Regions from separate parts of the Homo sapiens genome. Here region 2 is linked to region 1. Evidence: chromatin loops called from intact Hi-C (ENCODE). Cell type or tissue: A673. All regions are shown on one strand. Links, peaks and the distances in the headings refer to the core of each region. The heading gives the core; the rest is flanking DNA.

Evidence for each region. Hi-C counts contacts between places; a loop is a spot of excess contacts. Peaks named below come from ENCODE experiments on the same cell type or tissue, not always from the same donor. Only the 100,000 strongest peaks of a DNase experiment are listed, where the experiment ranks them.
Region 2: a loop joins it to region 1, with 5 times the contacts of the local background. A loop is called at or near these places in 8 of 110 quality-filtered maps.

What each region holds. Positions count from the first base shown.
Region 1 is chr11:132,021,621-132,036,605 of GRCh38, forward strand. All of the region lies in intron 2 of NTM (neurotrimin), which reads left to right. Among named protein-coding and RNA genes, the nearest start is that of NTM-AS3, 130 kb to the left of the region's middle. In A673, for the core only: CTCF peaks have their summits at 7,216 (motif pointing left) and 7,419; DNase peaks (open chromatin) are centred at 4,371, 5,341, 7,211 and 11,632; H3K27ac peaks cover 3,123 bases.
Region 2 is chr11:131,685,959-131,700,943 of GRCh38, forward strand. The region is part of intron 1 of NTM (neurotrimin); the gene reads left to right. Among named protein-coding and RNA genes, the nearest start is that of NTM-AS1, 30 kb to the left of the region's middle. RefSeq lists a silencer at 2,099-2,308 and an enhancer at 4,711-5,234. In A673, for the core only: CTCF peaks have their summits at 5,733 (motif pointing right), 5,932 and 9,030 (motif pointing right); DNase peaks (open chromatin) are centred at 5,753 and 9,043.

The DNA.
Region 1 (14,985 bases), core at 3,756-11,755:
GTCTTAGGGATTTTTTGATGTTTTTAAATTTTCTTTAATTTTATATCCTGTTTTAATTTTCAAGTCTCTCTTCCCATAGGTTGCCCCCCAGGACTGAGTTGACATCCAAGGCTTAAACAGAAGTTGTGCTCAACCATCTTGAGCCAGTTAGTCCCCTTCTGATAGATTTGTGTATGGGTAGTGAAGCACCTTCAAAGTGCGGACCATTTCCAATGTCTCCTGATATTTGCTTCCTACTGAGTCCTGTCATGTCCTTTCTGCTCAGGTTTCCAGCTTCAGTGTCAACTAAGAATATAGGCCTGACTTGAGCCCTCTCCAGGCTATGGTGTGTTTGCATGCAGATTTGTACTTGCCTAGCCCTGAGCAGAACCTGGGGTAGTCATTGGCCCTCCCCTCTAGCCTTTGAGAGAATGACTTCTACCAACAGTGCCACTGGCTGTGGTGTCACTCACCATTCAAAGTAAGTGAGCCTCTGAACCAGGGCAGAGATGCCACTGGTCCTCAGGTATTACCCTACCCTGGAGGAACCTCCATGACTGAGCTGGGGCTGGAGTCAGAATACCACAGAGCCCCACAGTTCTTAACCGAAGTTCAGAAGTTTCACAAGAACATATGCTTCTCAGATTGTTAAGATTTCGTTCAATTACCACTCCACTGGAATGGTTGATTTTGTCAATTTTGCTCGACTTTATGCTCTGTTTTCTTGGACAGAATATTTGACAGTCTTCTTTCTTTGCCATAACAGAAGTCACTGGTCTTTATTTAGCACTGTTCTCAGACATTTATATTTGTAGCTTTGGGTGATGTTTCTTCAGAGTCCGCATGATATTCGTTATCACAGCTCTCTAAATTTGTAAGTACACTCTTAGTCCCACGTGGCCCTGCAAAGGACACTACCCACTCTTTGCGAGTTCCCTTGTGCTCAACTAAGAGCCCTCTAACACTTAGGTCCCTAGATCCTACCTCTGACTGTGAAGTAAATTACAAGTTCATGTTTGTTGAATATAATAATGTCAAAAGACAGTCCCTAATCCATGCTTCTCTTGAATTCCCTGGTTAAACTCAGGGGAAACATTCCACAGACAGCTTTATCCCTGAAGTTGTCATGTGGACTAGATACCTGTAACTGCATGGAATCAAGTACAGCAGGAGGAATCTAAGAAAATGTGCACTGTGGTCCTTTAAGATTTGAAAGATGCAATTCAAAGGCTGTTAAGACCTTCAGCTGGTGATAATTGGATTTGTAAGTCAGTGCAACATGTGATAAAAATGCTCCTGCTGGATGGGATCCCGGTTTTCTTCTATCCTTCCTATTAATGTGATAAATGTTACTGTCTCAGCTGATAGGGCCACGTTGGCTAATCAGATTGGAATCAAGTTTGAGTTCCTCAGGCTGGCTCCATGTGAAGCTCATGGGAAGATGTTAAAAAAATACTATAGAGAATACAAGGAGGACCTGGGTTTGCAGAGGGGAAAATTTTACTTTGATTAGGAGGCTTTGCAGCGTGGGGAAGACACATTTACCATAGACCCTAGTCACGTGCTGCCGCCTGGGCATGTTATATCTCATGGGGGACTGTGGGACATTATCTCCATTGTTACTGGGCACATGCCATCGTGGAGCCTGGGGAGAAAACAACAGCAGCTCTCCATGTGGGTTTTGGGGCAGAGAGGAGCCAAAATAATGTTGGAAAATTAAACCTCTCTTAATTAAAGCTGATGGCAAACAAACACAAGTAATAATGCACTACAGCTGGGAAGCACAAGTTCAATATGAAGCTGAACAGCTGTGAAATTGAGCCTTCTGGTCACAGCTGGGCCTGTGAGAAGGCCAGAAACCCTGGCAAAGGTGTTGACCCTGGCTGCAGGGCTGGCGGGGCTAGGGTGGGCAGCCAGAGTGGCTTGCTCTCCTGGTTGTTTTGGAGTTTGCGCCCGCTCCAGTGTCTAGCTCTCTTTGCATTTCCAGACTCCTTCTCACCAAGAGCACCCCTCTGTCCGATAGGATTATTCAGGGTTCTTCTCGAAGTGAACAGCGTTATTGCAAGCACTAGAATTGAGGGGATAGAGGGAAGATATGCTTTGTTGTTGTTGTTGGTTTTGTTGTTGTTGTTGGTTTTGTTGTTGGTGGTGGTTTTGTTGTTGGTGGTGGTTTTGTTGTTGTTGGTGGTTTTGTTGTTGGTGGTGGTGGTTTTGTTGTTGTTGTTGTTGTTGTTGTTGAGATGGAGTCTCACTCTGTCGCCCAGGCTGGAGTGCAGTGGCGCGATCTCGGCTCACTGCAACCTCCACCTCCTGGGTTCAAGCAATTCTCCTGCCTCAGCCTCCCGAGTAGCTGGGACTACAGGTGTGTGCCACCATGCCCAGCTAATTTTTTTGTATTTTTAGTAGAGATGGGGTTTCACCATGTTAGCCAGGAGGTCTCGATCTCCTGACCTCGTGATCCGCCCACCTCGGGCTCCCCAAGTGCTGGGATTACAGGTGTGAGCTACTGCACCCAGCATTTTTTTTTTAATGTAATAAATTTCCCACAGAGAGGGAAGGAGGATAGGGTATGTTTGTTTTGTGTTTTTAAAATTGTTTGCTCTCTGCATTTCCCCAAAGACATCCAGGCTGTGCCTTTACCGTCAGCTTGTTTCTTTGGTCAGTGTCTGCCACTGTGTTCCTGACCTACAGACTTGAAAGGCTTGTGCAGTTGTCCTGGCCTTCAGTATCTGAGGGGCACTGGTTCCAGGATTTCCCTCCAATATTAAAATCTGCAGATGCTCAAACCCCTTACCTAAAATCGGAAATTATTTGTAGAAAATCTATGCATATCCTTCTGTATACTTTTAGTCAACTATAGATTACTTATAATGGCTAATACAATGCAAATGCTATATAAATTTTTACTGTATTGTTTTGGATTTTTTTGTTGGTTTTGTTTTTGAATAGTTTCGATCCCCAGTTGGTTGAATCTATGCATTTGGAACCCGTGGATAAGGAGGGCCAGTCATATAGGGCAAATGTGGGACTGGCTTCTCTCTAAAGAGAGGGATAAAGTACACCTCAGATGCGCAGATACAGTCTGGCTGCAGTTACACTGGGATAGGTATATTCCGGACTTTCCCTGAAGTTGTCAACTTCTGACTCAGTCACATTCTTGACCTCTGAGCATGTAGCTATCACTTTCACTTGCATATTAGCCTTAGTCCTCTTACTCATTTGTCTGTCAGATTTAGTTGTTCTCTGTGGAGGTTAGGAACACACACCGACTACAGGCACTGAGTGTCAGGATTGTCAGGATGGACTAGACTATGCTGTGGAAACAAATACACCCTGAGATCCTAGTGGCTTCATGCGATAAAGTGAATTACTAGTCTCCTTATTGCCTGGAGTAGGTTGCACAGACCCACAGAATGTCTCTCCACTGACTGGAGACTCCTGTGTCTGAATTCCTTCCCTCGTGTGGCACCAGCACCTTGGAGTCATGGGATTCAGCTACAGAGGGGAGAGAGAGAGGCTAGAAGGCTGAGCAGTGGGGTAGCAGGAAAGATTGAGCAAGATGTTTCATGTCCAGGCCTAGGACTGGCCTTTCTCTTCATCTTCCATTGTCATGTAGTCATTCACATGCCGTTGGGCTCACGGTAAGGGAAATTGGAGAAAGAGGTCTGCCATCCTGTGTGCCCAGAATTTGGTGGGCAGGTGGTCAGTCTGTTCTACATTTTAGCAGTCTACCCAATTATTGAAGTCTTAGTGCCTGGGCTTGAAGGGATCTTTGGAAGCAATTTTGTAATTCTTTTATCTGCACCTAAAACCTTAGACTAGTGCTTCTCAAAATGTGGTCCTGGGACTTGGCAGTGAGCATCACTTGGGAACTAGTTAGAAATGCACATACTCGGGCCCCATTTCTGACCCATTGTACGAGAAATTCTTGGGGTTGAGTCAAGGGATCCACTTCAAGCAGCCCTCTGATGCTCCCTAAACTTTGAGAGCCACTGTCCTAGACCGGCAGTTCTCACTCCACTGTGACTACCCACTGGGATTGCCTGGGGAGCTTTGGAATGTTCTGATAGCTGGGTCCATAGCCACAGATTCAGACCGAATTGGCCGGGGGTGTGGCCTGAGCTGAAGATGAGAAGCATTGCCCTAGAATGATTATTGAGGAATAGCTTTTATCCTGAAGTTCTCTGTGAAAATAGATTTCATATGGCTCCATTGGCACTTACTAATCACTCAAAGGCCATGGGAGCAATTGATTTTCATGTCCTAAGCCCTTCCCTTCCCTTTCAATTGGAAGCAACCTCCCAGCTTTGCATAAAGTACAGACAAAATAGAGATTTGGGAACTTAGACATGGAATCCTGATTCTGTCACTGACTCATCACGTGGCCCTGAGTAAGCCAATTAATTTCTCTGTGTCGTGTGTCTGTAAAACGGGAGTAGTAACACTTGCCCACAGATGTTGCCAGCATTATCTAATTAATGAGCACAGAGTGTTTGGGAAATACAAAGTACTGTACAAATGCTAATCATTATGATGAATGCGGTGCATTTTGCAGATATAAAAGTGCTGTGTATATGCTCATAATTATTATAATTATTGCTAATACCGATAATATTCCTACTGCTAATGTATTTCCCTGGCAGTAAGAGCTTAGTGTATTCTTTGGGTTAACATCTTGCCCCGCATGATCAGGAAGTCTTGCTAAGCAGCTGTTAAATGCCCCTGGCTTTCCACCTTTCAGAAAAGTATCATTCATCAGGAGTACAAATAGTCACGTATGTAAACCATCCTGGGGTCCACTTATATGAGACATCCCTGGCTGTCAGGTCACTGCCAGATCATGTTCAAGAAGCTCTTTTTAGGTTCCAGAGGTACCCAGAATGTAGAGTCATCTGCTTTTTCTTGTATTTTCATCAGAGGTATTTTTTTTCCTTCTACTGGTTTTTTATCTACAATAGCTTTGTCATCTGCTTTCATATGGTGCTAAATGTGCTGAAGAAAATTCTAGTGTGTGTTGGTGAGTGTTACTAGGTTCCAATGCTGACAATTCACAGATATTATCTGCAGCAATTGGTGTTGAGAACAAGACAATTATTTTTGCTGTGGTTTTGTTTGTTCAGTTTTAACTTGGGTTTTGATTGGAGGAGAAGTGTTGGGGAAAGGCAATTGTTTCTCTCTTCTCACTTTGCAAGAAGGGAACGGTATTGAGGATTGTGGGACTGGTTTGAACAAAGCAGGCAGGCTAGAAATAAAGAGAGCAAATAGATGACTTTAGGATGCAGTCAGCAGTTACAAGACCATTGTTTCTATCCTCATGTTCCTTCTGTCCTTCCGACACCCATTTCCTGGTTATTAGATGTGGACCTCTGTATTTTGTAGACCTTGTCTACGCTACTGCTTCCTGAATTATTCATAGCAAATTGGGCATGAAACTTACAAAAGAAACTCATCCTGAGAATTATCCCAATTTAGTACAAGGCTTGAAAAACAAACAAAAAGCAGAGTTTACTGACTGTCCATACCATAGATCCCTGATGGTCCAACTCTTGTCTCCATTTCAAAAGCCCTGATGATCCTTTTCCTTTTCCCCTTTTGTGGCCCCACATGATATATGAAATTTCAAGTTTCTTTGCCTTGGGCTGGAACTACAACAACTGATGAATTTGTGCTGATTGTCTTATGCTGATCTGAATCTCTGATTGATAGAGGAATCCCTGATAAATAAAAATGGGGAAATAACGATCAATTTATGTAGATCAGAATTTCTTAACGATATCATTTTCATTTTCTCTGAAGAACATATTTTAACATTTATTGCAAGGCAAGTATCCTGGCAACAAATTCCCTCAACTTTTGATTGTCTGAGAAAGTCTTAATTTCTCTTTCACCTTTGACGAATAATTTTGCTGGATACAGAATTCTAGATTGGTGGTTCTTTAGTTTTAATACTTTAAATATTTCACTCGACGCTCCTCTTCCTGTATGCATGGTTTCTGAAGAGAAGTCCAATGTAATTCTTATCCTTGCTTCTCTATTGGTAAGCCCTCTTCCCCGACCCTCAGTTTCTCAAGTTTGCCTGTCTTTGATTTTCTGCAGTTTGAATAAGATATGCCTAGGTGTAGTTTTTTGGTATTTTGATTAGTGTTCTCTGAGCATCCTGAAACTGTTGTTTGGTTTCTGTCATAAATTTTTGGAAATTCTCAGTCATTATTGCTTCAAACATTTTTTCTGCTTCTTTCTCCCATCTACGTCTAGTAATCCCATTGCATGTATATTACACTTCCTTTTGTAGTTGGATATTCTGTTCCATTTTTTTCAGTTTTTCTCTTCAAATTTCAGGTTTGGAAGATTCTATTGATATTCTTCAGGTTCACTGGTTTTTCCTTGGCCATATCCAGTCTATTGATCCATGGCATTCTTCATTTCTGTTGATTTTTTTTTTTATTTCTACCATCTTCTTTTGAATTCTTTTTTACAGTTTTCATTTTCTGCTTACATTCCCCATTTGTCCTTGCAAGTTGTCTGCTTTTTCCATTAGAACTCTTAGCATATTATTCATAGTTACTTTAAATCCTCAATCTGATAATTCCAACATCTCTGCGATATCTGAGCCTGTTCTGATGCTTACTCTGTTTCTTCCAGCTGGTTTTTTTTTTTTTTTTCGTCTTATAGTATGCTGGTGGTACTTTTATCTTTAAAGCCAGACATGATATACTGGGGTAAAAGAAACTGGAGTAAATAGATTTTTAGTTTAAAGTTTTATGTTTCTGGCTAGGGATCAAGCTGTAATTATTGCTTGTTGTAACTGTGTCAGAGGTTAAAGTTTCCTCTGGTGTTCTTGTTTTTGATTTCCCTGTTGTCCCTAGAAATTTATTTTCAAATACCATCTGAGATACAGAATTCTTTCATTTCCATTCCCCTCTTGTTATGATGAGCTACTCCTATGGATGTGACCATGGGTGTGGGGGGAGGGAAATCTTCTATAGAGCCATGAGTAGGCCTCAGTATTTTACTAAGCCTGTGCCCCTGCGCCGTGAGCTTCACAAGTGTGTCTCAGGGTTGCTTTTCTTCCCCCGCTCAGGTGAGACAGGAAGTGTAGAAGGGGCTGCAGTTGGGTATTTTCCCTTCCCTGCATCATTAGGCTCTGGTAATATAATTTCTATTGAGGGCAGGCCTTCATAAGAACAGGATGCATGTGTCATATTTCAAAATGGCTGCCTTTGCTCTCCCCCTGCTGGATGCATGAGGGGATTTTTCTTTGATCCTTACTGTGAGAACCTCCTAGGGCTCTTGAACCTCCTAGGGCTCCTATTGAAGTGTGGAGTCTCCCAAAGTCTGGAGCTCTCATGTTTTGACCCCTAAGACTTGTGCACACTGAACCTCCAGCAACTCATCAGTTCCATTTTAGTTTTTCTATCCTGATACTGGCTCCCGTAGAGGGTTGTATGGTTGGTTGGTGTGGGTTTTTTTTTTTGTTTTGTTTTGTTTTTTTGCTACTGGGCTTCTGCTCTTATAAGTTGTGATTCTCTGTATCCACCTGTCTTTTCCAATTTAGGGGCAGTGTTTTGCTCTGTGACATCTCTGAGGATCTCTTTTTTTTATTTTTATTCTTTAAGTTTTAGGGTACATGTGCACAATGTGCAGGTTAGTTACATATGTATACATGTGCCATGTTGGTGTGCTGCACCCAGTAACTCGTCATTTAACATTAGTTATATCTCCTAAAGCTATCCCTCCCCCCTCCCCCCACCCCACAACAGGCCCCGGTGTGTGATGTTCCCCTTCCTGTGTCCATGTGTTCTCATTGTTCAGTTCCCACCTATGAGTGAGAACATGCGGTGTTTGGTTTTTTGTCCTTGCGATAGTTTGCTGAGAATGATGGTTTCCAGCTTCATCCAAGAGTTGTTGACTTTCGGTTTGGTCAGCTTTTTCCTTTTCATGTGAAAAGCATGATGATGATGACTCCAGCCTGTTTAGGTGCTTTAATGGAAGCTGGAAGGTGTTTGCTCCAATAATTATCACTTAACAAATTCAGTCCACATAGTCCATCAGTCAAAAAATAATCATATGGGCCTTTAGTTGTGAAAAAGTGGGAAATAGAGTGAACATCGGCTTATAGTTACTACTATTTGTTCTTATTAATGGACTTTTTTGAAGGAAAAATAAGAAAAGCATATAAGGGAGGGAGTGGAGGAGGTAGTCAGAGACGAGGAGTGGGTATAAAGTCATTTCTGCCTGTTATTCATGAGGAAAGAATTATCAGGACCTTCATTACCAGTCCTCGTGTTTACATAGGGCAGGCTTATTTAGGAGGCATCAGCAGTGTTCCACATGAATGAATTTGTCATATAACTAAGCTATCATCCTTTAAATGGAACTTAAAACATTGCAATCCTTTTTGATAGAGTTCTTTTTCTAAAATATATTATTGTTTTGTCTTATTGAGCAAAACATGGAGATTATCATTTGTCTTATTTTGTTACTCAGGTCATTATTGAAAACATCAGTCACAGAGTGACTCTGTTGTAATGTGGAGTAGGTAACTGAGGCCATCTACACCTAAACACACTCCCTGTCTGGCTTCATAATGCCTAGCTTAGTTACCCCTCTCCTCAAACACTCCTAAAACCCCTACCCCACCTACTCCACCTAAAATAAAATTAAATTTATTAATTACTATTTTATTTGTGTCTAAGCTAGTCCAATTATCTCCTAAAATCATCTCGTATATCACTTTGTGATATACATACAACAATTAGGAAACCCAAACCAAAACACTGTGCTGTAGGATAGGGAGAATGGAGCCTATTATTTAATTACTCACCAGACTTTATGCATGAAAATCGTTTTCTGGCCTATAGGCTAAAAAGTAAATACATGCATAATATGTCATTTGTACTGTGGTGTACTATGGAGAAAAATAAACCATGGCCAGGGGCTTAAATGGGACTAGAGATAGAGGTGGTCTTGGAAGCCCTCTTTGTTAAGATAATATTTAAGTAGAGATCTGAAGGAAGTGAAGAGGGAAGCCATTTGGATATTGTGGAGTTGGAAGAGGGAACCTCATATGCCAAAGCCCTGTGGCAGGAGTATGCTTTGGATCAGGAAACTTAAGAAGAAGATATGATTCTGAGAAAGGGAACAAAAGCAGGAGTGAGAGTGAGAAAGGGAGAAGAAGCAGGAGATGAGAGCAGAGAGATAGTGGGAAGCTAGATCACTGAATTAGTCAGCTAGTGCCACAATAGTGCTGCATAAAACTCATGGGCTTACAAAATAGCATTTTTTCTCACTTTGGACTTGTAGGTTCGCTGGGAGGACTATAGACTGAAAATTGGGCTCAGGCTTCTTCCACATATGTTCATTCTGGGGCCCAGACTGAGGAGCCAGCAGCTACTCACCCAGACCTGGTTGATGGAACACCAGGGCGCAAAATGACAAGCTAGCCACTCATGCACATTGCAAGCCTCAATCCTGTCTACAAACATCGTGCAGGCCAAAGCAAGGCACAGAGCCAAGCTCCAAACACAGTGGTGGGAAAGTATACCCTGCCAACAGTAGGAGGGGAAAAGATATGTGACCAGTTATTCAATCTACCACACAAACCAGAAAGAGTGTGGTTTTTGACTTTTACTCTTAGTGTGAACATCTTTAACTTTTACTCTTTTTGTAAAGGGAAGTCATTAAGTCATATTGATCTGACAAGTGACTTGTTCTTTTATTTTCAAAGAGTAACTCTGGGACCATGAGAATAGACTCCAAGGGTCAAGTTGGAGGCAAGAAGACCAGTAAGGAGACTGTTGCCGTATTCCAGATGAGAGGGGATAGTGGCTTTGACCATGGTGTAGGAGTGGGGATGGTATGAAATAGTCATCTTCTGGATTTGTTTTTCAGGTAGAGTTTCGAGAATTGGTTGGTAGATTGGGTGTTGGTATGAGATAAAGAGATGGGTCAAGGAGGTCTTCAAGGTTTTTGGGTGGAATGATGAGTAGGGAAGACTGGATGAAGTTCAAGTTTGAAGGTTGAGGGCAGGGAATCTGGAGTTCTACTTTCATCATTAAGGCTTGAGATACCTCTTAGGCTTTGCGTACAGATACCAAGTAGTCAGTTGTATACATGAATCTAGTGCTCAGGACAGAGGTGCAGGCTGGAGACAGGGTTGAATGAAAATTGATAATAGACTTAGACATGTCTTGGATGTTGAAAATAATATTTTACTCAGTGAGAGAGCATGATTTATATAATCTCTTATGTGTGAAAGTCTTTAAATCTTCTTGTTCTCATCTAGTTTTTCCCTCCAAAATGACATGCTCAAAGGCCCTCCCACTCATTAATCTTTCTCCTTCTCTATCTCTGTGTTTCATTTTTAATTGGCATTTTTGAAGACTAGTCTTTCTTTATTTTTATTAATTTATTGATCAACTGAAGTCTGTATTATGACTGCTGAGGTTATTAAAACTGTTCTGACCAAAGTTCTCACACTCTGCACACATCCCAAGTGGACTCTATGCTGCTGACTCCACCACTCCATCCCTCCGCCACTGACCATGCATCCACTACTGTGTTCAAGCCATTCCACCGCCTGTCTCTTCTGAAGCCCTCTCCCACTTTGGCTTCTGCAACTCTGCTCTCCTGGTCTTGTTTTCTTCCTGCTGTTCTGTGATGCTCTGGCTTTGTCTCCTTGTGCATGCTTTCTCTCCTGTGCTAACCCCTTATATGTTGGTTCTGTCCTTGACTTGAAGCTCTTAGCCCACTCTGTGGGAAGTCTCATCCATTCCTTGGATTTTCACTGCTGTTTGGGTATAGGAGCTGCACACTTCATTGTCTCTGACCCTGGCCCCTCCCTTGAATGTAGTGAAAGTATTTCCAACTACATGTAGGATATATCCAAGTCAATGTTCAGTGATACCTCAATTTCAACATATCCAAAATGAAACATCCTCTGGTGATTGGGGAGGTAAGAGCCATCGCTCTTCCTCTGTGTCTTAGTGACTAGGACCTTCTTGTAGGTGTCATACTCACCAATCCCTACTCCAACATCTGTTCAGCTCTGAATTGTCTTATAATGCTCTAGAGTGGGAAGTCCTCCAAGTCACCCCTTCAAGTTTTCATTTACTCATACTTTAAGATATCTGATTCAATCGGTATCTCCTCTAAGAAGGCTCCTCTGGGTTTGTAACTAGGATACAGCATTCTTCCTTGGTATTCTGCCAACATTTTATTCACATCTCATCATATTATGTTGATGTTATGTGTATATATTTTTCCCTAACATCCTAAGTTAAACTTCTCCAGGGAAGAATGCTGTATTTATCATCTCAAGTACCTAGATCAGTGTCTAACATTTAGTAGGATTTTAGTAAACATTTTTGAGCTTGACAGAAAGGATTAATTTGGATTAATGAACCCAACCAAAGGTAAGTAAAGGCTCAGATACAGCCATATATGCCTGGTCTTCTAAACCTCATAGCTTTACCTCTGGGATTCATAGTAATGTTGATCCATGCAAAAGCTTTTTCTTTGTGCCCACTATACACAGATAATGAGAGCACGCTCATGGCTGCGGGCAAGTAGCACTGCATGATTGACATGAGTTCTGACAACTCCTCCGAAAGAGAAAGTAGCCCAATCATCCCCAGCTAGATGATGAGTGTGTCTCATGTTATTTTCAGGCAATGTAAGGTTTTATTTTTGTCATGCACCAAATGGACTTGGTGTCAGGCCGTCAAATGTCTGGCAATCTGCCTAGCTGAAGAGATAACATGAGTGGTGAATAGAACATTATTGTGTGATAATGATTTCCAGCAGCTATTGAAGATAAATTCCAATGCAAAGTAGAAAGCTTTATTTCCAGGGGAGGAGATATTGATCCTGTGGCCACTGTAAATAGAATGAGAATTGCAGGTGTAGACAGAAGTCCAGTCTTGTCACAAACATTGAGATCTGACTAGCAGAAGGAACTGCCTCCTGAAGGCAAATGAAAGCCCACCTGTTTAGGAATTGCTCGTTGCTCCCCCTAATGCTGTCACTTTCCTGTAGGAATGTACCATGTGAACCAGATGCAGCGTGAGAAGCATATTACCAACACAATTCTTAAATGAAAAATCAAAGACCTCTGCAGATCAGCCATAATTGGCTGTGGTATGGTCCCTGGGATCTCGCTTGGTTCTTTAAGAAAAATGTTTTTATGAGTCAGAGATAAATCCGGAGACTGGATTACGGGATTTGTTTTATAGACTTAATGGTTGATTGAAAAAGAATCTCATATTCTTTATATACAATTTGAGATTGATGATGTGGTTAGTCTTCATTAGGTTTTGACAAACTGGTCATTACAACCTGTCTACTTCATAGAATATTCAGTTTTAGAAAGACCTTAAAGATCATCTCATCTAATTCTTTTATTTTTCATGAAGGAGACAGTGACCTTAAGATGGTCTTATAGTTAACTTGGACACTTTTTTGAGGCATTATCAAAATACATGACTTTCTTAAACCTTACTAGGATTGTGCATTAATGCAAAGCTGTTTTCTTTGGGATAGCACTTATTTCAGAATGAGAAAAATCTTCCCAGAGACCTTGCAAATGCTTCAAGGTCTGGGAATTCTAACTCTCTCTTGTTTCACAGGCTAGTGCACATAGTTTATATTCCTTCTGTGGATAAATGTAGACTATCTGGTGCTCTCATCTCTTTCCTGCCTGCCCAGAGATCACCTGCTAGTAGGCACTACCCGTCCTGGATTGCCTCACCACGATTTGCTTCACCCGTCTCAGGGGTGTCCTGAACTTCAGTGTGACAAACTTCAGGATGTATGTTAAGTGCATCTGTGCACCTCTTAGTGAAGGACATTTGCAGGATGTTGGAGATCTGTGGCTGGAAGATTAGCAGGTCAGAAGCTAGCTCAAGTGGGCAACTGGATAGTGGCAGATGGGTTTACATTCAATCCAGATGAAATCCCAGAGGGCATTTGGGTTAACCCTCAGCAATGGCTGGATGGTAACTCTGTCGTGTTTCTCCACCTTTGACACCTAGTTTTGCCATCAGATGGTTGTGAGTTTAGGGACAAAGGAACCTGGAGAGAGGAGTAGACTTTCTTTTTCTCTCCTCAGAGTCTCAGAGAAATGACCTCCCTGCTCCTGCAATGGACTATGCCCCACTTTAACTGTGCCGAGGCTGGATGCTTTGCCAAAGGCTTTCCTTGTTTGTTCCATTGATGACCACAGTTCTCCAGATCTTGACCTAGTTGCTAAATCCCTGTGCTGATCAAAAATGTTCCCACTACTGAGGGCAGATGATATACATTCATGATACAAGCACATAAACTCCAGAGGGATAGTGCCAATAGGAGCATATTTCTGGTCTCCTAGCATCTTGATTATTCAGTTTTAAACTTGTTTATGCTCATATTTCTGATGTTTTTCTTCCCATGGTTTTCATTAACAAAAAATAATCTGTTTTGCTGTTGTTTGCTTTGAGTAACTGAGAGGACTGTGGACTGAGAGAAATTTAAAATGTTCCTTTCTAAAAAACCGTACATGAACTTGATATTCAGGCTCTCCTAGATGTTCATTTTAATCTATAAGAAGCTGTGTTTATGATTCTGTCATACCAGAGTGAGTCCCCTCTTTTCTCTACTTCCATAGCTCTTGTTGTCTGTACCAGTCATTGGCAATTAATTATATACTGCCTTGTGGCATGATAATTTCAGTTTGTGTGTCTTTATATCATTGATGTAAGTGGACTCGGATCCTTGAGGGAGAGAATTGAGTGTCATGCTTCTTTGTTTCCTCTCTAACACCGAGCAGAATGCTATATGCATAGTCGGCTGTCAAACAATATTTGCTGAATGATCCACCACACAGAATTTCTTAATGCCTCTGCATAATGGTCCCAGAGATAATGTTGCATAAAAAGAGACAATATTCTTCCCAGTATTAAAATATTCGGTGAAATGCCACAATAGTGATGTTTCAAAGGTCTGCAGATTAAATGTTTCAGGGAATGTAAATTGGCTATTGGGCTATTGGCATGTGTGTGTGTGGCAGTGGGAGGGGTGTGTGTGTGTGTATGTGTGTGTGCCCATGTACATGTGTAATGTTCCTGTGTGCGTGAGCCCCATTGCTTTCATCTTGAATTTTGGAGCCCTCTGTCAGTCCCTCTGATTGAGGAAGGAGGATGCTGGCTGGGTAATGGATGTCTTGCTCTAGCTGGCAAGGCAGTAATGCTTCAACTGGAAAATCATTAAATCCCAGATTTCAGCCTGTCTCTCTGCCACCTCTCATCAGCAGCAAATCTGCTTTAACAGCTAAGAATTCCCTTATCTCTCCGTGAGTGTGGACCATGTGCTGCTGCTCTCTGTAGATGGGAGATAGAGCTGCATCATTACGCGGGGGTGACAAGGATGTAATTTACAGGCTCAATCAGTTCTAGTTACCATGTAATTACAGAGTTATTACATGGTCATTTGTTCCTGATGGACACCAGTGATCTCTTATCCTGTTCTACTGTGGTCTGTTTCTTGTCTTATGCTACTAAGGATATTTAGTTTCTTCTGCATGGCGTGTTAAATGGTGTACTAGGGAGGAAGGACAGAAACGAGTTGGGATAAGATGTTGATTATGCTGTGATGCTATTTGTTCTCCTCAATTGGCCTGGTGATAATAACAGCATGCTGTGGCTTTCCTCCCCTAGGCTCCAAGTTCACATTTTCTTCATAAGAGAGACTGGAGACAATATTGTACTTGGCAGCATGGGGGAAATTGGGTGTAAGGAATATTCTGACCCATTCCACTCAGCGAGGAGATGACAATATCAACCCCAAGATTATGTCACTGCCTCTTGTAATTTGAAGCTCATGTTAATGCAGTGGCTGTTGGAGAAAAATTCCTTTTTATAATGAAAAAGGAGAGGGAACCATTTAAGTGTGTAATTCAGTATCAGGGAGAAATGATGAGAAGGTTCAGTAACCTGCCCAATGTCACCAAGCGAATGGTGTATCTGGGACACA
Region 2 (14,985 bases), core at 4,309-12,308, 340 kb before region 1:
GATGCTTACAAAGAAGTCTGGAGTTGGCCCTGCCTCCCAGGATCTTCCCATGTCAAAGGAGTGGGAGGAGGAACACATAAGGGGCTAAACAGACAGGGGCTGATGAGGGTCCCCTCCCCAGTCCCCACCAGAGAGCTACAGGCCACAGGCCACAGACCACGGTCTCCCAGGAGGCCTCTCTCAGAGCAGGCTGGGCCTGGGAACTTGCTCACCATCCTGTCAGGAACTACAGTTGACCCTCAAATAATGCGGTGGTTGGGGGTGCCGACCCCTTGCTTAGTTGAAAATTCATGTATAACTTTTGACTTCTCAAAAATTTAAGTCCTAATAATTTACTGTTGCCCAGAAGCCTTGCTGAGAACATGAACTGTCAATTAACATGGATTTTGCATGTTATGTGTTATATACCATAATCTCACAATAAAGTAAGCTAGAGGAAAGAAAATGGTATTAAGAAAATAGTAAGGAAGGGAAAATGTATTTACTATTAATCAAATGGAAGTGGACCATCATAAAGGTCTTCATCCTCGCCATGTTCACCATGAGTAGGCTGAGGAGGAAGAGGAGGAGGAGGAAGGAGAATCGGTCCTGCTGTCTCAAGGGTGGCGGAGGCAGAAGAGGAGGAGGCAGGAAGTGCAGGCACTCTTGGTGTAACTTTTACTTTATGTGGATCCACGTATAAGTGGATCCGTGCAGTTCAAATCATGTTGTTCAAGGGTCAACCGCATCTGGTTCAGAAACTCCTCTATGTGCCCCTCATGGCTCAGTCCCACCTGAATACGGCCATAACGAGGCTGGCCGAGAGGCACAGATCGGAATGGGGTCATTTCCTTTGATTTCCTTTGATGTTTTCAAAGGTAGAAAATAATTTCGGGCCTTTTCTAAGAAGCACTTAGCTGTGGGCTGGAGGTTGGAGAATGTTCCATCTGCTGGAAATGCTAATTAGAGGCAATCATAACCCAGACTTGACCTGCCAGGGCACACTGGAGTGAAGCGGCGCCCTGGTGGGAGGGTGTGGGGGCAGCGGAGCCCAGGCCGCAGGGCCACGTTCTGCCCCAGTTCGGGACAACCTGAACTGCTGGACTCAGAGACAGCAGGGACTGAGCTGGGAAACACTCACCTCACTTGCGGGTCAGGACTCAGGGGCAGGTCAGGGCTCAGTCCCAGGGCCCCTCCACGTCATGCAATGCTTCCCACTGCTGTTAGAAAGTAGCAAATGATTTCACTAACCCCATGTTCCAGGGGAGAAGGAAAATTGTACCTGCATGAAACGTGACAACACCGTCACGCGTGGTGTCAGCTGGTTGACAGCCATTTGCACCCTCCCAGCGCCCCTCCCACCCCAGTTGCTTGAATGTGATCTCGCTACCCAGAGGGATGCCTGCCCCTTCCAATTGCGGCTTCGGGCAGGGACACGGGACATCAGTGCTGGGTGACTCTAATGAGGGCTGTAAGGTTTGCGACCCGCTGTGGCCTGGGCCTTCCAGGGTCCCGGCAGAGCCCTCTGCTCCTCAGACCATCACCGGCCTGGCCCCAGGCTAGGGGCCTTCATGGGCGTCAGCGTGGGGCCGGCGTCCCGCCTTGCCTGTCTTCCCTGTCCACCTCACCTTCGCCCCCGGGGGTGGCTGCCGAGTGGGGCAGCCACAAGTTACTTGAATTAGTGCCGCCCAAGTGCCTCGGGTGGGAGTGGGGGATGCTGCAAGGGACGCACCGAAATATGAATGTCCAAGGTTTGTGCTCCTCAAAGAACAAAACCATTCCACAGGAGTGCCACTGGGAGAGGGACAGGCGGCCACAGGCGAGGGGGCCCCTGGGTCTGGTGGCGGAAGGGCTGTGAAGTCCCGCTGCTCCTCCCTGGCCTCTGCTGTAGATCTTTGGATGGTTTCCACCCCGCTCCCACCCCACGTATCCTCCAGCCCCACACTCACATCCCCTTGGTGCCGAATGTGTCCTAGCAAAGCAATCAGTGGACGTATTTTTAAAAGAAAACTCATTTACCACGCAGGCCTCTGGAGTCGTTGATGGAATAGCCCTCCTCTGAATGGAAATAGTGGTGTGATAGCCTCCCAGGAGTTATTATTGCACTGACACTGCAGCAGGCTAATAAACCCCGGAGGGGTGCGACGCGCGCTGCCAGGCAGTTCTCACATCTGGATGAGGAGCCGCAGATGCCGCGGGGGCGCGCCTGCAGCTCCCCAGAACGGCCACCGGAGGGCACCCGCGCCCCCCGAGCCGCGAGGCTGCCTCCACCGAGCTGGAGAACAGGCTCCCGGGGCGGGGGAGGGCCCCTCTCAGCGGACTCCAGACAGGGGGGAAAGCAGCTTGCCCGTCCTCCTTCCGTGCCCCTCCTGGGTTTCTGAAAGCGGGTTTCAAAGCAGGGTTGGAAGGAGCTTGGATAGCACACGCCACTAACTCAGAAAAACCTTGTTAATGGTTACTTTGAAAGTCCATGAAAAATGCCTTCCAAACACATCAGAATGGGATGGCACATGTCATTTCTCTTTTGGAGAAGTCAGTGAGTTTAGCTCCAAAACCCCAAAGGCGTTAAGAGTCGCGGCTCCTCCCTCCGCCTGCTGCTCCCAGGCACACGCTGGGCAGGCTCTTCTCTGGCTGCCCCCTCTGTGCCCCGGGTTGCTCTTGCCCTGCGGCAGCGCCTGGCCTGTCGGCTTCACACCCCCAGTGACTGTCCAGCATCTACCAGGCAGCAGGGCCCAGTTCATGCTGTGGGTTGAGCTTGATGCTGCTTCTTCAGGGGTGGGGGTGATGCGTGTGTGGAAGACACCAGCTGCTCCTAGAGATCAGACACCCAAACCGTCAGTCCTGCTGTCTGGAGCACCATTTTGAAACAGAAACTAGGACCCTCAGAAAATATTACCATCTTGCAGACCAATGGGCAGGTGTCCCATCCCCGTCTGAGATGGTGTCACCCCTGCTCAGAGGCCTGTGAAGCCCCACACATTGTAGAGGTGTTTCCTTAGGATTGTTAGAGCCCTGGTGCGTTCTGCAGGACACACTCTTAGTTAGCTAGTTGGTTTTTAAAAATGCATTTAGTTAGTTTTAATTTTACACGTGCATGCCTTCAGTGAAAACGAGAGCTACCAATAAATTGGATGTTTGTTAAGGAAAATCCCCGCAGCCCCCGAGGAAGGAAGGAACACTCTCCAAGGATGTCTCCCTACCCGGAGCTCTGCTTTTTACTTGTGAGGACCGAGCCCCTTCTCCTGGGAGCCAGTGCACTGCCTGTGGCTCAGCATGAGGCAGCGGGGAGGGCCCAGGACCAGAGCCAGGCAGGAACACAGGTGGCCCGGCAGGGAAGGCTGCTCTGGCCCTGCCTTGCCTCCCCACCCAGTATTGCCCAGCCCCTCAGAAGCTAGCCATGGTAAAAAGGCTTGGCTCAGGAGGGGCTGGAAGGACTGAGAAAGGAGAAGGGTCAGAGCCAGGGCAGAGTGAATCTGTGTCTCTTCTGATCCCAGCACAGGACAAAAGCTCTTTAGAAAAACAACTTTCAGGGGTTTAATTCAACACTATCTCAGTCCCTAGGCCAGACTCATGAGATTCATCCCCTGGAATTCAGTTTCCCCACAGATGTTGCTTTTGGCCCCATTGCCCTGGAAGCACTCAGTCCTTCACAGATGTTCTGAGGACAGGTGGAGGTGAAGTCCTTTAGGAGGGGCTGGCTGGGCCTCAGCAGCCTTCTGAGAGGACGGAAAACGGAAGGCCAGCAAGGGTGCCATGGATCTTGGGTCCTCTCTGTCCCATCTCCCCTCCCATACCGCAGGCTTGGACTGCACTCCTCAGAAGGTGGGGTCAAAGCTGTTCTCACCCTTCCTGCTGGCAGCTGGCACCCCAGGCCACCTCCTCCCACTCTTGCCACCTGCCAGCCTTCCAGAGAGACTCAGCAATACCAGTTATTACTGGTCGTATACCTATTACCTGGGTAGAGGGATTCTCATTTACACAGTTGGCTCCCTCGTCCACATATGATGAAATTCTATGGGATAACCCTATGCTGTTGTGTTGGCAATGACAGCAGAGAGGACATGAACCTGGTGGTCTCACAGGCAGAGACCCATGTTGCTGAATTCATGATGAGATCTCATGATCACTCATGATGAGATCAGCACGTCTCTCCCCTCACACGTCTGTCCCTGAGCTCACCTATTTGTGGAACTGGGTAGAGGAGCACACCAAGATGGCAGAGAAGGCCTGGAATCCAGATGAGAGGAGAGAAAAGTATGACACGCAGCGAGGCTTCCCTGAACACCTTGGTGCAACTCACACATTCACAGATATTTCATTAGGAATATGAACAAAACTGTCAGAATTCCAGAAATCGAGGGGCAGGCATTCTCCCAGGGGGATGCATGTAGCAGGTAGAGATGTGAACCCCAGTACCAGAAGAGGTGGGCATGACACACAAACACCCCGAGATCAGATGGCAGAAACCCGGCCCAAGCCAGCCCAGCGCACCTAGTCAGTTCCCGGGGACTGTGGAGATGCTGCACGGGCTCAGCGCGAACCTTGCTGCACGGGCTCAGCATGGGCTCACGGCAGAACCCAAGCACCCAGGGGACTCCACGCTTACCCGGAAGGGAAAGCGTTCTCTGCCCTCAGAAACATACACCGTGGACGCTGCCTTGTACGGAAATACAGAACACACTTCCCATCTGCAAGGTGTCAGAGCGCGGGGCGCGGGGCCTGAGTGCGGGAGAATGGCTGGAAGCAGTGAGAAGCAGCCTGGGGTCCAAGGAAGGCAGGACGTGGGTGCTAAGCGTAGGCCGTGGCCCACATCCTTGGGGAACAAAATGGGAGGATTCCTCCTTACAGTTTGGGATCATGGAGCAGAGCCAGCCTGAGGCACACGGCGGGTGAAGACGGGGCTCAGAAGGAAGCTGTTTGTCCTGTCCACCCCGTCACTTCCCCATCAGAGCGGAGAGAAATGTCAAGGGGCGGGTGGAAGTGGAAGCTGCCTTGATCGAAACCCAGGGAGGAGAAGGGGAAATCCTCAGCGAGGGCCCTTGGAGCGGGTGGGGAGCAAGGGGCTTTGATCACTCAGCGGGGCCTTGCCCTTTCTGGAAGGGTGTGCGGTCTGGGTGGGCGAGTCTCAGACCGCAGAGGATCCGGCGCCTGCCCCACTCTGGAGCCGGGGAGCCCTGGGCTGTGCTCTAAGCAAAGCCTGCAGCCCCCGGAGGGCGCACCAGGGGCCCAGGCCACCCCCGGCCCTGCACCCACAGCCTACGGCCCGTCCCCCCGCAGTGCCAGGGCGGTTCCTTCAGTCCTTGACCTTCGCAGAACGTAGTTCAGATCCTCAGGCCCAGCAAGCGCCCCTCTGTTGGCGGCCGGGGGCCGCGGGGAGTTCGCCCCTGTGGGTCTGGGCCCAAGGCGCTGCCCGGATGATAAGGCAGCTTCTTCGGCGGCCGCTCCTTTTCCGCCCCGTGCGCCCAGGGAGTCCACGTCACGAGGAGCTCCGGGTCCAGGCTGGCCGAGCCGAGAGCCGCGGGGCGTGGGCAGGCGTGGACCCCACACCACCTTGCTCCCTCCTGGCCCCCCGCCAAGGCGATGTCGTCGCCTGGACTCCATCCCCTTGTCTTCCCTGAAAGCCCCCCCCCGACTTCCCTTCCATGTCCTTCACTGTTTTCTCTCCTCCTTCTCTTCCATGTTGTCTTCTGCTGAATATAAACCCCACAGCGGGTAAAGATGGCAACCCCAGGGCGCAGCCACCCCGCGCTCCCGCTCGGCCCCGCCAGGTGGCGCTGGCGCGTTCTTTCCGCGGCGCGGGGCTGAGCGGAGCGGGGCTGGGCTGGGCGCAGCGGTCCCGGGGCTGGGAGGGAGGCGGCGCATCCACACAGCTCCGCCAGGTGCCAGGCGTCTTTCGTGTGTCATGTTACTCATTACTCATAACACGAACAAAACAAGACTGCTGGGCGAGGTAAATATCGTTAGCTTTTCTAAATGAAGAAGTTGAACACTATGGCATCTGATCGAGAAAAAAGAGGGAGCTGGACCCCCTCCTGGATGGGACTGCGGGCAGGCGTGGGAACTGTCATCAAGGCATCCCACATGGCCCCTAGGTAAGCACGAGTGAAAAGTCTCAAAGGGAAGGGAGGAAAAACAGAGGAAACGGGCAGGGAGTCACAGGCTGACACTTCGCGGTTCTTTACAACCTCGGTCTTTCTCTTGTCCTTCCACTCTAGGGCTTGAAACCTTCCCTCCAGGATTGACTCTGATGCCCCTAGACCCTGCCTACAAGAGGTGCCACCTCCCATGCAGACCTCTGGGTGATGCTGGCACAGGGCTAGTCCATCTCCCATGCAGATCTCTGAGTGATGCTGACACAGGGCTAGCCTATCTCCCATGCAGATCTCTGGGTGATGCTGACACAGGGCTAGCCTATCTCCCATGCACATCTCTGAGTGATGCTGACACAGGGCTAGCCTATCTCCCATGCAGATCTCTGAGTGATGCTGACACAGGGCTAGCCTACCTCCCATGCAGATCTCTGGGTGATGCTGACACAAGCCTAGACCATCTCCCAGGCAGATCTCTGAATAATGCTAGGTCCTTTTTGAAGAAACTGAGAGAGAAAGAGAGGGGATAGAGAGGAGACAGAATGAGAGTAGACAGAGGAAAGAGAGAGCGTTTCCATTTTGGCATCTGGGCCAAGAAATGCAGCCATATAAAACTGTTCTTACCTAAGCTTTGATGTGGCATCAGGGATGAAAGTGCCTTCCCTAGCTTCATAAAGGATGTCACACAAATGCAGAGAATCAGGCAAGAACCCAAGAAACCAAATCACCCAAACCTCTGTGTGACTCCTTCAGGGTTATAGACCCTGAAAGTAAAGTCAGAGGCAAAAAAGGGGTTAAAAAGGAGACTCGATTGCCTAGTGATTCCAGGAAAGAATCAAAGGGGTGAATGTCACTGAGCATTCAGGGTTAGTGTCAGATGCTTCAGCCAAGAAATCGCACGGCAGGTCATTAAATGAATTTAGCTGGGATTCTGGGTTTTACATTGTGGTTAATTAATCTATGTAAGTATTTATAGTAGTAATGGCAGAGCAGGGACCATCAGCCAAGACAAGTCATTAGAAGGCCAAGTTGGGCAGGCCTGCAGATGGGTGGGGAGGGTTGGGACTGGGAGTTTGGCCTTGCAGGGAATCACTGTGTTCTGGGCATGGGGGTCAGGGCAGAGGTGGGCTGGGGAAATTCACAAACAATCCCAGAGCTCAGGAGTCAACACCCTGGGCAGGCTGACTGCGAGTGGGGCAGAGGCTGATTCAGGGGATTGCTTTCCTCTTTCTTAGTTGTTCTGTCTCTGTGAGGGATGAGGAAAAAAATCTCCAGCTGAAAAATGTCACCTTCAACCTGACACTGGAGCCAGAACATTTACAAATCTGCCTGTCACCATGACAGCCTGACGGATAGCAACCTTAGCCGGGACGGAGTTAAATCGCCAGGATAAGTCTTGCAAAAAGTTTTGGCTCTTAAGATTTTTATCATCAAGACAGGTTAAGGAATGGGGGGCATGGCTTCCAAACACGAAGGAGACTCAGGCCCCGTGCCTGACTTCCCAGGAAATCCAGCAGCTGCAGGATTATCTATTACCTGAGGGGAGGTGACAGGAGAAAATTACCCAGCACCAGCCCCATCTGTTGCTGAGCACCGTTTATTTCACCTTCACTTAATTCACTTGGTTTGTCATTTTTCCTTTGTCTCAGTGTCATCCACCCAAATCCTATGTATATATGCCCTGGTGTTCCCAGCTGGGCATTGTGGCTGCAGAGACAAAGCCTCGGGTATCTTTTCAATGAGCTGCAGTCACTATGGAGTGTCTCTCTCCTCCCCTCTCCACTGTCATTTCCTCCATAATTGATTAGAAACTGGAAGCGAGAGAGGAGAAGCTGCTTTTACAGCCTGGGTCTGCAGGTGGAAGCACATTCCTGTGTTTGACTTCGTCTCTGGAGACCTGTCTCTTTCAGGAAGAGGTGGAAGAGTATACATGAAGTATAGCAGACTTGTGTCACTAGGAGAGAGATTGCAAAATCTGGGCTCTCACACTATTCTTGGATGCTTGGTCACCCACCTCTCCCCGACTTTCGTTTTCTCCTCTGTCACATGGATCTAACACTTGTTCTCCTCCCTGCCAAGGTTGCTGTGAAGGCTCAATGAGACAGTATTTGCAGATGCTCACTACATCATATAGAGGCCTATTCAATGAGAACATGCATTTAAAGCAGTTAATGGTGCCTCGCATAGGAGAATTGTTCAATAAGGACCATTATTATTAGTGAGAATGTAAGTAATAGTGATGACTTGTTACCCTTGCAGCATCTACTCTTCCTCTAGTTCTCAAGCTACAGACCATTTTCATTCAACATTTATTCAGTCTCCACGGGCAGCACTGTATTCTGTCTTAGGGCTATGGTGATTTTTTAAAATGCAAACAAAATGCCATTGCTGGGTCTAGAAGCTGAGTCTGGTGGGAAAGGCCTGTGACAGAGTGGGAAGCAGGGCTTAGGTCTGCACCCAGCTCAGAGTAGGGGGAGTTGCCGGAGAAGTCCTGATGGAGAAAGTGACATCCCTCTGGGTTCTGAAGAGCTTAAGCCACCTGCTCGGTGGCGGGAAAGGGCGTGCAAGGCTGAAGCGGGAAGTGCAGTGAATGAGCTCAGGCAGGACAGGGAGCTGGGCCTGGGAACCACGGGCTGGCAGTACCTCCGAAGGACGGCTCCAGAGCCGAGACTGGACGTGTGGACAGAGGAGCTCTCGCTGAAGGAGCAGATTTGGTTTTATGCCAAGACCATGAGCTTTGCGGAAGGGCATAAAGGCTTTTAAACAGGATCAGGTGAGCCTGATGATCACTCAGGATTGGGTGGGGCGTGAATGCAGAGGAAAGATCAGCTGACAATGTAGGAATCTGGAACTCGCAGAGAAACTGCCTGCCCTTGGGACTCGCTCAGCGCCCTCGCAGCCGGAATGGGGCCTGGGAAGGGAGGAGCCCCAGCAGAGGGGCAGTCGGAGAGCCATGAAATTGCGACCTGCTGCCACCAGAGGGCAGTGTTGGACGGGCTGGGAGGAGCGCCGCCGCCGCCGGGAGGGTGCAGGAGAGAGCTGTCTGCCAGGGGAAACGCACGATGCGTTGTCCAGGACATTCTCACCTGAAAATGCTCTGGGCCACGGACAGGCTGAGGATTTTAGTACCCACCCCCCCGCCCTGAAAAGAAAAATCTCTGTGACGAGATAGGCACTGGGTTTGTATAAGAATTCAGAGTGTGGCCTTAGTGTCTTGGCCAGGCACCCAGATGCCACCTGCACACCTCTGGCTTGGTGTTGGTTTTATTGTGCTTGTCCTAAACCTAGCAGCTCCCCCTGAGATGATGTCAAAGACTGGACTGGGCTAGCTCAGAAAGGTTTCCTGAACGAATGACTTTACGCAAACCTTCATGCCGGCACATGTTTTCATACAGATTGTCTCATTGAATTTTTAGAGTGATCCGATGAGGCACATATTCAGGTTTTATAAATGCAATTCAGAGAAGTTACATGATTTTCCAGGAAATGAGGTTGTCGGGTTTTGATCCAATAGCTCAGACTCTTTCCTCTGTACCCAACAAACCTTGTCAGTCTCCTTTGTCCTTTGAAGTGGGGTGTTTTTCTCCTCCACAAGTGTCAAATCTGTGAATAGAGCATGTTTAGGAGCAACTTCACCGGCATGCCCACCTTGAGAACTAGGGGATGGAGCAGCGGGTCGGATGGAGAACCAGAAAGATTGAGCATTTATTGTAACAGAGGTCTTACATGGACGTTTCCCACGTAATCCTTAAGGCAACCCCATGGGTAGGATTATCATCCCAATATTCCATTGAGGAAAGAGGCTCAGAGAGGCAAACTTTCCCAAGGAAACACAGCTAGTATATATCAGAGGTCTATGTCCCTTCACTCCTGCGCTCTGGACTCTGATCCTGTCCCAAGAGTGACAGCAGCTGCAGTATGTGTGCCGCTCAAAGGACAGGGCTGGAGTGCATGAGAAAAACTGGACGTGTGGTGCAGAAAGGTGCATGTCTAATTATCATTGCAAACAACTAGCCTCTCAACAGAAAGTGTTGTTGATGTGACAGACATGAAAGAACCCACAGCCAAAGGGAGCCGGCCCCCAGGGGAAGGAGGGCGAATTGTACTTGGGACAAAAAGAGCTAACAGCCTCGGAGAGAACAAATGTCCTTGGTAGTATGGGGTGTGGGGTGATGTTGGGTGTTCATTGTCACGTGATGACTGTGGAAGGATGACACAGCACAGGACGCACCCGGGGAGGCCAGCAGGAAGGAGAGTTGAGTGCAAGTCCGGGAAAACAAGGCTTGATGATATGCTTTTGTATGGGAGTCTCAAGTTGCTTGAGTTAAGGTTGTCTGGGAGACATGAGTTACACCAGCACCCAGCACCATTACTTACTAGGCTCCAAAGAGGAAGACATATCAAGTTGTAGGGGCCTTCCCTTCTGCCCACAAGCCTGGATCAGACCACACAACATTGTGTTTCCATTTTCCATATGGATTCTGGACTCTTTCCAGAGAGTCATTCTTTCTCTATTAGTCCTTTTCTTTCGTACACCCTGTAGCTAAGTGACCCTCCACTGTACCTAACCTCTCTGAGCCTGATTCTCATGTGATAAATGTGGATGATACTGCTCTCCTAATGTGACTGCTATGAGAAGGGAAAGAATTGGCATAAATAATAGCAATTAGCTGAGGCAATGGCCCATGTTAAAGCCAAATAAATGTTGGTTTTATCTCTTGTTTCACCTTTGTGTCTCAAACAGGCACACCCACGCATGCACACACACACACACACACACACACAAGGCAAACCACAACCCTTGCCAATAAATCTATGCTAAGTCAGAGTTAACTTAGAAAATCAACATGGTGCAGAGGCTTTTAAAGGACTGACATTCCTCGGGTTATGGAAAACAATAATAATAAATCTTAAGGAATGTCACCTTGCCCCTGGCACTGAAGACAAGAACCCGTTTCGTTAGTGGAATAGCCCTGAGTATATGGAGAAAAGCGACAGAGATGATCTGTTCACAGCAAGGAGAGAGTGGCAGTTTTTAGACGAAGCCGGCTGGGGGCACGGTGGAATTGCCATGTAATTGTCAGGCTCTTTGCTTATTAATTTCTCAGATTTCCTTTCAAGATAAGGACACAAGGTAAGATGGATGTGAATATAATAAGCACAGAGATTACAGTCATTACAATTTTAGAATGAACTGGAAAATGTGGACACATCAGTCTGCAGCCAGTCGGATGGGTCTCTCAGAGCCTCTTGGAGACCACTGAGGGCTGCGGCCTGTGCCATAAGTGTGGGGCAATTTTGAAAGCCTTACTTGATCTACCGTTGCAGCTTCATCCAGAGTACTGTCTGATTGTTTTACATATTGGCTGATTATTTTCCATGCCCAGGACCTTTGGTAACCTTGGAAAATTGTTGGCCCTCCATTATCTCCTCAAGTATCACTTCTCAGCCCTCTTTCTGAAGCTCCTGTTAGGCATGCGTTGGGTCTTCTCACTCTTAACTGCTATTCCATAGTCCCCATTTCTGTATTTCTGGGTGACTTTCCGGGATTTATCTTCCAATTCAGTAATTTTATTTTTTCTGACAATGTTTAACCATTCCTTGAGATTTTGAAATTTTCCTGACTTGATTTTTTATTTTCAAAACTCTATATACTAGGAATGTACTTTTCAATGTCCTTTAATTTATGTATTTGATTCTTACGTATTTCCACATGAATTCCTGCATAGTCCCTCTTGCGTTATTTAATTACTTGCCATCCACAGGAGCCTAAGAAGGTGTGGTTTGTGATTTTTCCTCATGATCAGTTGTTTTCTCCTGTGCTTGGTAATTTGGACTATGAGAACAACTTCAGGAGGAAAACGTGGGAACTAGAACTCGTGTGTGGCCTGGGAAAGAGCATGTTCCTCCAAAAATAGTTCTATATTTGCCTCTGTCAGGGGCTCCAGGAGTGAATCCACATAGGAAGTATATATCTGAATCCCAAATTCACCTGCAGCACAGACCTGCAATTACACATTCCCTGCAGAGACACAGCTGCTTCATCCAGAGCTCAGGTCAAGACAGACAAAGTTCTTATTGCCCCCATGTTAATATTGGGATCTTTTTTCTAATTCAACTTTTAGAGGCTCTCTAAGGTTCCAACCTTATGGAACATTCCACAACCTTCCAGAGTGAAAGTGTCATTCAGTTCCTTGCCTTAGGTTCCTGCTATACCCTGGCCACCTAGGGCACAGGAACAGAAGGTGTACCCCCCACCCTACCCCAGTGCTCACACACTCACTACTCTATTTCATGACTCCTTTGTGTCCTGGGTCCTTGGAGAATTCCCTTGTTCTCTTGCAATCATAATCATCACTAGCGACATCATCATCATCATGATTGACATTGACTGAGCCCTTGTGCTACATGCGTGCTCTGCTCTAACCACTTTCCATGAATGCCTCATTTCACCCGCATAACAACACGATGAGGCAGATGCTGTAATTATTCCCATTTTACAGATGAGGGAATTGTGATTTCCTTTAAAAACCAGACATTTCCCATTGGAAAAAAAAAGTCCTAAAGATTTAGCTAATAATTTTATAAGAGGACTAGGAGAAAGCCAAGGAGGAGAAGGATAAGGAGTTCACAAAGGAAAAGGATTTTCCAAGGTGTACATGGCGAGTTCGCATCAAAGTCAGAACCAGCGCCCTCCGTCCTTGCTCTCAGCCCAGTGCCAGGCTTCCTTGTTAGGAGTATTCTTCTCATGAAATTCTACTGATTTCTTACATTGTAGCCCAGATATGATTTGCTGAGGGATATCTGAGAGAAAGCCTATGTGTCCTTTCCATAAAGCGTACCTTGACTGCTTTTTTCAAATCTCTCTCTTGCTACTGATCTTTCTAACTTACCTTGATATTGGGAAGTGTGGTCTTTGGAGCCATGAATGGAGAATTAGGGAATTAGGGAAACATGAGAGGTGGTGGAATTAATTCATTGTATCTTGATTATGGTGGCGACTATGCAGGAATATGTGATTGTCAAAATTCATTGACTTGTTCACCTAATGTGTGTTCATCTTAATGCTTGTAAATTATACCTTAACAACGTTAACTAAAGAAGTAATTAAACTCCCACATTGGACAAGGAGGGATCTAGAGCACTGAATCTGCACAGATTCTCTGAGCTCAGTCTAGGAAGAGAAGTGGGGCTGAACTATACAGAAGATGTTGAAATTAGAAACGTACTTTCCAGGAATAAATTAAAAATTGAGTTTTTGTCCACCTACAATAATCAGGCACTGTGCCAGGTCCTAGGACTGTAAAGAAAACTATCTCTGATATAAGCTTATAATCTAACAGAGAAGACAAAAAGTAGAAAGCTTAAATTCAGTGAGTAAGTGCTATGATAGAGGCAGGAGTGGGTTGCAAAGGAGAAGCATCAAATACAGATGAATGGCACAAAAGGCTTTCTGTAGGACATTCATATAGAGCCTGAGAAATCAGGAGAACTCCTCCAGGATCACTAGCTGTATTAGTTCATTCTCATGCTGCTAATAAAGACAAACCCAAGACTGGGTAACTTATAAAGGAAAGAGGTTTAGTTGACTCACAGTTCAGCAGGGCTGGGGAGGCCTCAGGCAGCTTACAATCATGGAGGAAGGGGAAGCAAACGCGTCCTCCTTCACATGAAGGCAGGAAAGAGAAGTGCCAAGCAAAAGGGGGGAAAAGTCCCTTATAAAACCATCAGATCTCATGAGAACAGCATGAAGGTAACCACCCCCATGATTAAATTACCTCCCACCAGGTCCCTCCCACTACACCTGGAGATTATAGGAACTACAATTCAAGATAGATTTGGGTGGGGACACAGTCAAACCATATCACTAGCCAAAGCAGCAGGTGTGTGTGTGTGTGTGTGTGTGTGTGTGTGTGTGTGTGTGTGTGTGTGTGTGTATTCAGTATCTTGAACTAGACCACTGCTCTTGAAGATCTCTTGACCATGTAGAAGCCAGGATAACACATTTAGCTGGAAGCTAATTGTGAAGCTGGGAAATTATGCATGTATAGTGATGTTGGGCACAAACTCATGTTATGTTCAGGTAACAAGCAGAGCATTTTGGGTTCCTTTCTTTAGGAGTTGTCTAATTTTACTTCATTTGTTATTTCTGATTATATTGGTTACCAGCCAAAAAATTGTCTTTCTTGGCCAGAGATTCAATGCCTTATTCTAAATGTAAGGAAAATCCTTCCTTTTGTTGAAACTTCAGAAACTTTCTAATTACCTGCCTTTATTCAATACCTCAAAATCAATTGTATGCCTGTCATAATGTTTGCATCCTAACACTCTCTTCTCCTCATTCCACACTTTGTCTCTAAGAGATCCCCCTTTCTCCCATAGTTTTAGCTACCTATAAGTTCACAACTGTTCATTCTATATCTCTCGCCAAGACCTGTCTTCTTAGCTCCACTTGACCCAGTTGCTTACTGGGTTGTTATGATCTTCTAGCTTCATGATGACCTACTTGTTTATTGGGTTACAATAATGGCAAAGACTTACACTGTGCTTACTGTGTGCCAGGCACATATTAATCCATTTAATCCTTACAGCAACCCTTTCAGGAAGGTGCTAGTATTGTATAGCATCCTGTTGGATGCCTTCCAGGCACCTCATCCTCAGTGTGTGCAGAACTGATGTAACCCTTATTCCCCTGAAACCTGCAACTCAACCTTCTGTACTTCACATTTTATTGACACCATCTTTTAACCAGGTGCTCAAACATGAAACCTAGAAATTGTCCTTGATCTTTTCCATACGCAACCAATAATTTACCACCAAAAGTTTTCCCTTCAACTTTTCTTAGGAGAAGTAGCATCATGTAGTGGCTGCAGGTTTTGTCTCTGGAGTCAGACAGCTTAGATGTGAATCCTGGTTC